Linked DNA regions of Homo sapiens: region 1 is linked to region 2. The links are chromatin contacts, found by Hi-C or POLR2A ChIA-PET in ENCODE. All regions are on one chromosome and are shown on one strand. Each heading gives the region's core, a stretch centred on a gene start or an enhancer-like site at or near the end of the contact. The rest is flanking DNA. Distances are from core to core; before and after follow the strand shown. Region 1 holds the start of LINC01725 (long intergenic non-protein coding RNA 1725). Region 2 has its middle 62 kb from the start of LINC01712.

The links. Hi-C counts contacts between places; a loop is a spot of excess contacts on that map. ChIA-PET counts read pairs that join two places held with the same protein, here RNA polymerase II (POLR2A). Pooled maps may share reads with other maps.
Region 1: a loop to region 2 is called in a map of CD4-positive, alpha-beta memory T cell, with 10 times the contacts of the local background. The contact joins the promoter of LINC01725 here to the enhancer-like site in region 2. A Hi-C loop is called at or near these places in 4 of 168 maps with a recorded cell type or tissue (B cell, CD4-positive, alpha-beta memory T cell, Right ventricle myocardium inferior and 1 more), 6 of 37 single-sample maps with no recorded cell type and 12 of 50 pooled maps. POLR2A ChIA-PET finds 5 or more read pairs at or near these places in 1 of 52 experiments (activated naive CD4-positive, alpha-beta T cell).

The regions. Positions count from the first base shown.
Region 1 is chr1:83,858,392-83,862,740 of GRCh38, forward strand. It overlaps LINC01725 (long intergenic non-protein coding RNA 1725), which reads right to left and starts at 2,605. Exons shown (of 3, transcript NR_119375.1): 1 at 2,428-2,605. LOC101927560 (a long non-coding RNA gene) reads right to left here and starts at 2,155. Exons shown (of 3, transcript NR_119374.1): 1 at 2,017-2,155. RefSeq lists silencers at 2,284-2,463, 2,564-2,693.
Region 2 is chr1:83,506,244-83,510,577 of GRCh38, forward strand. No RefSeq gene overlaps it. Among named protein-coding and RNA genes, the nearest start is that of LINC01712, 62 kb to the left of the region's middle. RefSeq lists an enhancer at 2,260-2,419. Within about 2 kb of position 2,553, at least 7 of the 41 ENCODE cell types and tissues checked have a DNase peak (open chromatin) inside an H3K27ac peak, as active enhancers do.

The DNA.
Region 1 (4,349 bases), core at 1,355-3,854, 350 kb after region 2:
AGCTGAGTAACCTTTGGAAAATTGTTCACTTATCAAAACACTACACTCAACCAAAGTGAAAAAATGTTTTGTATGCTGCTGTATTTTAAATATGAGACTGGTAACATAGATGTTCAATAGCATGAATGAAGATGTCAAAAATGGAAGCAAAAAGTCTGGCAAAGACTTGAAAATGATGCTTCATAAGCCAAGCCCCTCGTGTGCTCACTGGGTTACCCTCACCTTTAGAAGAAGGCAAGACTTGGGAACGTTTTAGGGTCTTCCTTTCACTTGGGAGATTTACCCATAAGTTCAGAGAAACAACTTCAGAAAACAACTGTTAGGGCATTTAAAATCTTAGAGAAGCACCTCCTATCTAGAAAACATGAGAGTTTAACTTCTGAAGCATCACGGTCTTCTGCAGCTCACATATGTGAACAGCATGGAAATAAACTCGTAATGCACGGTCTGGTAGCTTGCGCTTGCATTAGGTACAGCGCACTGTGTGGGGAGGATTATCAAGGGAAGGTTTGATTGACTATTACTCCAGTTCTGTCTATGCCCCCAGGACCCACTTGAAGACATTATACTTCAAGGTGACTATTCTGTTGAAGAGAACATAATATTAATTAATTAATGATTACATATAAATAATGGAAAAAGACTAATTGAGCGATAGTTCAGCTAAATAGCCCCAACAATGTCACCAGCAGTGACGGTACTGCTGAGCAACTGATAAACAGTACCAGCCATGGAGGGCAGAAACAGAGCCTTTTAAATTCATCTTTTCATGTATTTCCTTATAATGAAAGCAAATAACAAAAGCATGTTTTAGGCAAAAAGGTGTTAAAGAAAATATAATCATTGAACAGCAAGTGTTATTTGTTTACACAAACACTAAAACCTCAGAATAAAAAGATAGCTCATGATGTAGGATTGTTTCCAATTATTGGCAGAAGGACAGAAAGATCATCATATCAGTAACAAAGAACAATCATGCTGCAAAGAACAATCAATGGAAATGCAATTTTCAATGTTACAAATCATTAAGCTGAAGATATATGAGTATCAGTTTCAAATATAACATGTAATCAGAATCTGCTGTAAAACCAGATAAAAAATAACTTTGAAAAACTGTACTAAATCAACGAGTTATTTATTTACTAAAATAAAAATCTGACTTCTGGGTACAGTCATTCTGAAGGCTCTATCGTAGGGAATGAAAATGAGACTTCATCTCTTAACTTTAGAAATACAAAAATCTTCATAACAATCTTATGGGGACTATAATTATCATCCCCATTTCACAGATAAGCAAAATGAGAAACAAGGTATTAAGCAACTTATACAAGGTCAGCCCATTAGTAAGTGGTGCAGCTGGGATGTAAACTCTGGCAGTTTAGCTCCTGAGTCCAGCCTCTTAGCGACTACATTACACACCTCTCATCTGGATAAAACATAAAACTGTAGAAAATCCAGGAGTCCTTTCTAAAGAGAGAGGTTTTAGCTGGGTTTTGGAGGTACGTTGTCTTTTTTTTTCTTTTTGCCTCTTTCTACTATATGCCCTTATTTATAACCTAAAATATTAGATATGAAATTCTGCCTTCTGTTAAGCAAATGACCCATTATGCCTGATGTCCATAAGGGCCATTCCATCTGGAAACCAGAGCTAGTCCCTTAATTGTTCCATGCTAATAGTTAATAGAACATTTGATAGAATTCCTTACATATACCTTTGTTATTTAGCCTTATGACATTTCATTAGAATTATTTAGATGACTTTTTCCTGTACTAGAATTTGAACTCATGGAAAGTGAGGATGTTATTAATAATTTGTTTCTCTGTTATCTAGCATAGCAATTGACACACAGCTGACACTCAACATACATTTGTTAAATAGAAATTACATGCCACAAAGAAAGAAAGCCTGAAAGAAACAACCTTAGCCTGCATATTAAACGCACAGATAATTGCCTGTTTTACACTAAATGAACTTTTTAACAACAATGAAAAAAATTTTTGGACAACTTTCCTGACCTCTATCCTTTATTCCTCATGTAAAATAGGTCAAAAAGTCTGAACGATCCTTTCTCAGACATGTCTCCTGAATCTGGATCATCACCATGCCACCCGGGGTAGGCTCTGGTCCTAACCGGCCTGGACTCTGAGCAACGGTGTCCTGACTGCTCTCCTGACAACTGTCACTCCCAGGCCCGGCCACTCGCCGTCTCAGCGCCCCCTCGCGGCCCTTCTCTACCCACCTCGGGACTTCCCAGGCCTCCTGGCTGCGCCGCAGACCCTCCCCGTCCCAGATCCCGCCAGGGCCCACTCGGGCTCCAGCCGCTGCCTGGGACAGCCAAAGGCCGGCCCGGGCGGTTCTTCCCCAGGTGGTCCGGGGCGTCCCGGGCCGCACTGGCCTGGCCCATGGGCCCCGAAGAAGGCGCTCACCCAAGGACCACTGTCCGAGCGGCTTCCCCCGGCCCGGCCTGGTGCCGCGTCCCCACCAGCCCGGGGTGGCAGGTTCTACTCGGGAAGCCTGTTTTATGTCTTCTTTCACGCCCATATCACACCGACAAGGGTGAAGCTGTGGAACTTATACCTCGGCTGGGCCCCGCCGCCAACTCCTAGGGCACGGGAACTGCGCACAGGCCGGGGTTCCGCGAGGGGCGGAGCTTCCCGCTCTGCCCTCGGGCAGGTGAGCCGGAGCCTGGCACGTGGGCCTGGGTGTCCTGACAGCCCTGGCCCCCGCCGCCTCTGTACCAGGGAGAGCGCCTGGAAGGCGCCGCTGCCTCTCTCTCCCTACGTGCCCACCTGCCTCTAGGAACTGGTGAGTTACTTCAGTTCTATGTGAGTCTCCAGTGCCACAATTTAGTGTGTACACCAAACGGTGTTATTGAATAGATGAAGATGATTACCACCTGGTAATGAGTTTCCTTAGTCCCGTTCTTATAGAACCTGAAACTCAACGCTAACCACCCCCCCCCCCCGACTTAGAATCACAAACTAGATAGAATCTTTCTGACAATCGGGTGAGTTGGGTTTAATATGCAATGAGGAAATTATACTTTACTCCAAAAACTAGTGCTTGTTATTTTCCTCACAACAAAACTCTCAGATAGACAAAGTTGGCAACCCTATTCCACTCAGCTAGTCGATAAAAGAACCAGGATGGAACTATGATGGGAACCCACATCTTCAGCTTCCTATTGCAGTGTATGTTCTATTACATATGAAAAAGAGACAATAAAGTAGAGGATAAGTAGGACGCTAAAGAAGTAAGGAAAGGAGAGAATCCAGTGTTTGTAAGGAGCTTTGTTTTATTTTCCCAAAGCTTGGAGATTACTTGGCAAAGTGTGATGGTGCTACACAGCCCGTAAGAAATTTGTAATCACCCATCTAACAAGTACCTAGGCTGGATCTGCAAACTGCGTGGAAATTTCTAGCACGTGTGGGAAGAAGCATGATCAACATTTCTTAGACCATTTCAGGTCCGGAAGTGGCCCTCTTGCAGTTTAGCAGGACATATATTCTCAAGAGATTCTGAGTAGCCACAGAACTTACAGAAGTTGTCATTATTTACCTACTGCTCAGAAAAACAGGACACTGTCTGTGGGCCAATTTGCTAAGAAAAAAATTTAAATAATATGTAAATAAATGTAAATAATGTAGAAGCACAATCTGCCTTTGCTTTTTCTTATAAATATAAGAAAATATTTTCATTAAAATAACCAAAAAATAGACAAGATTTACCCAGCACCTTTAGAATGAAAGTAACGTGGCAGTGCTTCACTGGGAAAAAGTGAAGCTGAATGAGATGAAATTTAGAAACTGAGAAATGGTCAGGAAAAAACAAGAATTCAAAAAGCAAATAGAAGTATTATTTGACTGAAAAACCTGAGGCTAAAATATGAAATCAAGCTAATTTCTGAGGTATCTACTTATTCTTTGTTTCAAGACAAGTCTGACTCCAGTTTGGGGAGAGTCAAACAGAATGGAATTAGCTAAATTTGCTTATTTTTAAAACTCCCCTCAATTTCTCCCCCAAATTTGAGTTTCCCTTTGTACTTCTCCCATTATGATGTAGAAGATTTACTAAACAAATATCAATTTGGACTAAAATGATATTAGGTTTTGATGATCTACCTATTTTTAGCCTAAGGACTAAGTGGTTTTCTGAATTCACATTTTCATCGTTTTAATGAAAATGAGGCAATATGCTGAAATGGTATTTTCTTAGATTGTATTAAGGTTTATATACCTAGATTTTTCACATACACTGTGTCATATACTTTTCCTCTAAATCCAATATATTATGAACACACAGGTAACGTTTTTACTGCTAACAGCATGCTGTAGGTTTAAAAAAATTA
Region 2 (4,334 bases), core at 1,303-3,802:
ATTTGTTTATTTACTGTTTATTCTGAGCCTTAAGAGGGCAGGGACTTTGGCTTCTTTGCTCTTTCCTTGGTCCAGGAACACAGCCAGAGTCTTAGTAGACATGTAATAAATGAGAATAATAATGATGATAGTCCTAATCCACATCTATTTCCTTCAGTAAGATAGATGCTGCTCACAATAAAACTGTTTTACTCATATTTTTATATGTAGCATTAAGTACTATACCTGAAATATAACATATACTAAATAAGTGATGAATGAAAGTAATGAGTTTAATAATTTAATGCTTAATGGTTTACAAAACACTTTTATATATCCCCAATACAGCTGATAATCAAAATAACCCTAAAAAATAGATAAAACTTCTCCCTACTTTTTATTTGTAAATACATTCCCTGTTTCACATAAATAGTTAGTTAGATGGTCTTCTTCTTTTTTTTATTTATTTATTTTTTTTGGAAACAAAGTTTTGCTCTTGTGCCTCACGCTGGAGTGCAGTGGCACAGTCTTGGCTCACTGCAACATCCACCTCCCAGGTTCAAGTGATTCTCCTGCCTCAGCCTCCCAAGTAGCTGGAATTATGGACGTGTGCCACCATGCCTAGCAAATTTTTTATTTTTAGTAGAGACGGGGTTTCACCATGTTGGCCAGGCTGGTCTCAAACTCCTGACCTCAGGTGATCCACCCACCTCGGCCTCCCAAAGTATTGGGATTACAGGCATGAGCCACTGTGTCCAGCCAGATAGTCTTCTTCTTAAGAGACTGGAAAACTAATTTTTCTAATACTAAATTTTATGCTCTTTTCTTTAGAAATAATGTAATAAATAAGCAGTTAAACTTCATACAAGTTTAAAAAGAAACAACTGGAGCTCAAAATGTATTTTTCTATTAATTATTCTACATTCTGGAATAATAATTTTTATACCAGTTGACTATATCTCTGGATGACTAAATAGTAATAATGAAATGGAGAATAGTGCCAAAATTGAGAAACTAAAATATATTTTAAACTTTACTAAATTTATAGTCACCACTCAGAGAGTGCAAGTGCTCTAACAGAGAAATGTGTTCTTTTCTATGAGATGTGGATTGCTTAAAATCTAGTTGAGCTAGAGCCTAGTTCCAAAAGAATTTGTTCCAAAAGCAACCAGGCATTTTTCAAGTCTATGCAGATTCCCTTTATGTATATATGGTTGGTGGAGGGGCAGTGTAAATATGGGGAGTGGTGATGATGAGCATACTGAATCTCTATACTCATCCCATCCCACTAATGCTTTGAACCCATTAATGTGTTAAATTTGAGCCTCAAAATGACCTACTGAGACAGTAGCTTTCTTGGATGAGATATGAAACATTCTTTGCCTGCTTTGATCATTGAAGATAGTCTTTTCAGAATCTGAAAAATTCATTCAGTTTATCTTATAAGATACATCTCTTAGGGGTAGCTTTGCCAATGATGAAATAATAGCATCATCCCTGTTGTGGGTTGGGGACATTTAGTCTTGCTTGTATCAAGGGAGGCATACATGGAAGATTTAGCAGCTATAACAAGAACCTTCTTGCCAACTGGGCATTTAGGAGAATATGGCCTGCAATTGAGCCAGAGGGACAGTGTTACCATGCTGAGTGTTTTACTATGATTTATGCATCTGTCTCCTCTCTGTCTCTCTCTCTCTCTTTTTTTTTTATGACTTCCCAAAAACTCAGGTTTTGTTCCAGTGTGTTCACTTTTTGGGAAATGTAGATAAGATTAAATTTCTTAGGCCCAGCTTCATGCAGGATGGATAGAATTCTGACTTGAGCTTTGCTGCAGCATTTATCCTTTGTACATGAGCTTAGGTGCCCTTAAGCATTTGGTACACTTAAAGTAAATCAAACAACAAGTAAATAATTTGAGCTCATCTGCCTGTTACTCAGACTCTTCAATAGGAAGTCCATGTTTTTTAACGTAAAAGCATTAGTGTTCAATGTTTAAATCTTTTGTGATATGTGTCTCCATGGCCTCAGAAACAGGATTTGAGGAGATTATGGAGGTCATGTGGTTTCCTTGATGTCTTCGGAGTGCCAAGGAAGAGAAAGGGAATCAGGATATTACTTTCCACGGTGTGGAACAAATTACATTTTTGTGCAACATTTTTATGAATTTTAATTCGAAAGTTATCTGCAAATCTAGCTTACCTCTTATAAACACGTTTTCAGAAGATAATTACTATTAGTAAGACTGCTGCAAAATACCAAGCAGAATCAGGAAGACAGGTATCTGACTTCAAAGCTATTCTTACTCCTCACTTCCCTTCCCCGAACTCTCAACTCCACCCAAAAGCAAGTCTCTTTTTAAACTCTGAGATTTCGTGCAAGTCTGGAGTCTGGCTCTGACCACAAGGCAGGAAATAGCTCATATGCAGCATCCAGAGAAGAAAGTTACAAGACAAAAAAAAAAGAAAGCCCACACATGCACACACACATTTCTTTTTTATCTGATACTTTACAAAGTTTATTTGGAAGAAAGGTTGAATTGCGCTTTTTGTTTGTTTTGTTTTAAAACTGCCTGTTCCCAAATGGCTGATGAGCATTGAGTTGAGATGAGGACAAGTTGGCTGTTAGCCTGAAGGCTCTTCCTTGTTGCACCCAAAGGGAATTGTAGAAAGATTTGGAATTCTTCAGATCTTTAGCTTAGAGACCATGGGTGGAGCCTACTTGCACAGCATTCAGCTGATGGTTGCTAATTAAATGCTTGCCCAGTAACTTCAACTGGCCAGACTATTTCACAGGAGAGGAAAAACACCCCATGAGGTAACTGCCAGGGAAAGAGGGATGTCTGGCAAAGCTTGCTAGAAACCAGAGGTGCTAGCTTGGAGTGTATTTCTCTCTGAAGAATAAGTGGTAGCCAACCTGGAATCTGGGTCAAATAAAGCATACTTTAAGTCCACCCATAGGAAAAGGACAGAATTGAGAGGAAAAAAGCTAAAATAGTTCTATTAAATTAACGAACGACAATTAAGTAAATAAAGTCAAACAGTTGTGATTTCTAACTTCATAGTTAACAGAAGTTTTCAAACCGATAAATTTAACTCCATTCTAGTTTAGATTGAGGTATGCATAAACACCACTTCTAATCCTTCCACAGTCTGGGACCTTGGCTGGGTCAGTTTCTATTTACACTGGAGTAATTATTAATAGCACCCTCTTCTACTCCCAAAAGAGTCCAAGTTTGGATGATAAATTTTATGTTCATGCTTTCCATGACCAATGCCTTGCAAGACTTCAGATGGTTTCTAGTGATATATTATAATGTGATAATTAGGGAGTCACTGACAAGCCTAGTAAGGCTAATTGTATCAAAACTTCTTAAAAACACAACCAGAGTGAAGAATCCAACAGTGCTTCAGCAATTAGTTGTAGTTAAGTACAAACCCAAAACAAATTAACTCTGTCATGAGATGCCAAAACAAGTTAATAAGTTATCTTAAATTGCACAAACTGAATTCTAATGTCCAGAGCCAAGGAACATATTGCTATCTCTTTTCGTGTTTCTGAATTGTGCCTCAAGAATAGTATTTCTTGCTAAGCATACGTTGCAAGAAGCACTAATAAACTGAAGCACGTGCAGAAAAACAACCACAAGGATGGAAACATTTTAGGAAACTATGGCCTAAGTGGTATAGTTGAAAGAGCTAACAAATGGTGCCCAAAAGGTAAGAAGGCTATCAAGTCCTGCTAGATGTCTTCAAATACTTAAACATCTGTTATATGAAGGAGAGAGCTGATTTATTCTGTAGATCTTCAGGTTAGATAATATGTTAAAGGTAAGCAAAAAAAAATCTATTCCGTACAAGGGAAAACTTTCTTACTAATAAAACCTTCCAAAAATGGAATGAAATATCTTTGGAGGCCATAAACATTGATAGAGGAGTTCAAGCACAAGCTAGATAATGTCTTGATAGGGATATACAATAAATTAATGTACCTCTTAGAAGCTAGAACTAAAGAATCCCAAACTCCTTTCAAATTCTGTATACTATCCTTCTAATGAAATGATGAGTAGGTAATTCAGAAAAATCTCTACCATGGCATTAATCACCATCACCATGTCTATATTTTGAAGAGTATTTGAATTGTTCACACTATCTCTAATTTATAGTAAATACAATAATATTAAGCAATTATTCTCTCTCAGTCTATCAGTTATCAGTACCATTGCCTAGATCTCAGGAGGTCATTAGAACTGTAGGTTCCTGAGCCAGCCCAGCCCAGATCTACTTAACCAAAATTTCTGGGAAGTTCCCAGGAAGTCACAGAAGATACATATTCTGGAATGGTTTACAATCTGAATC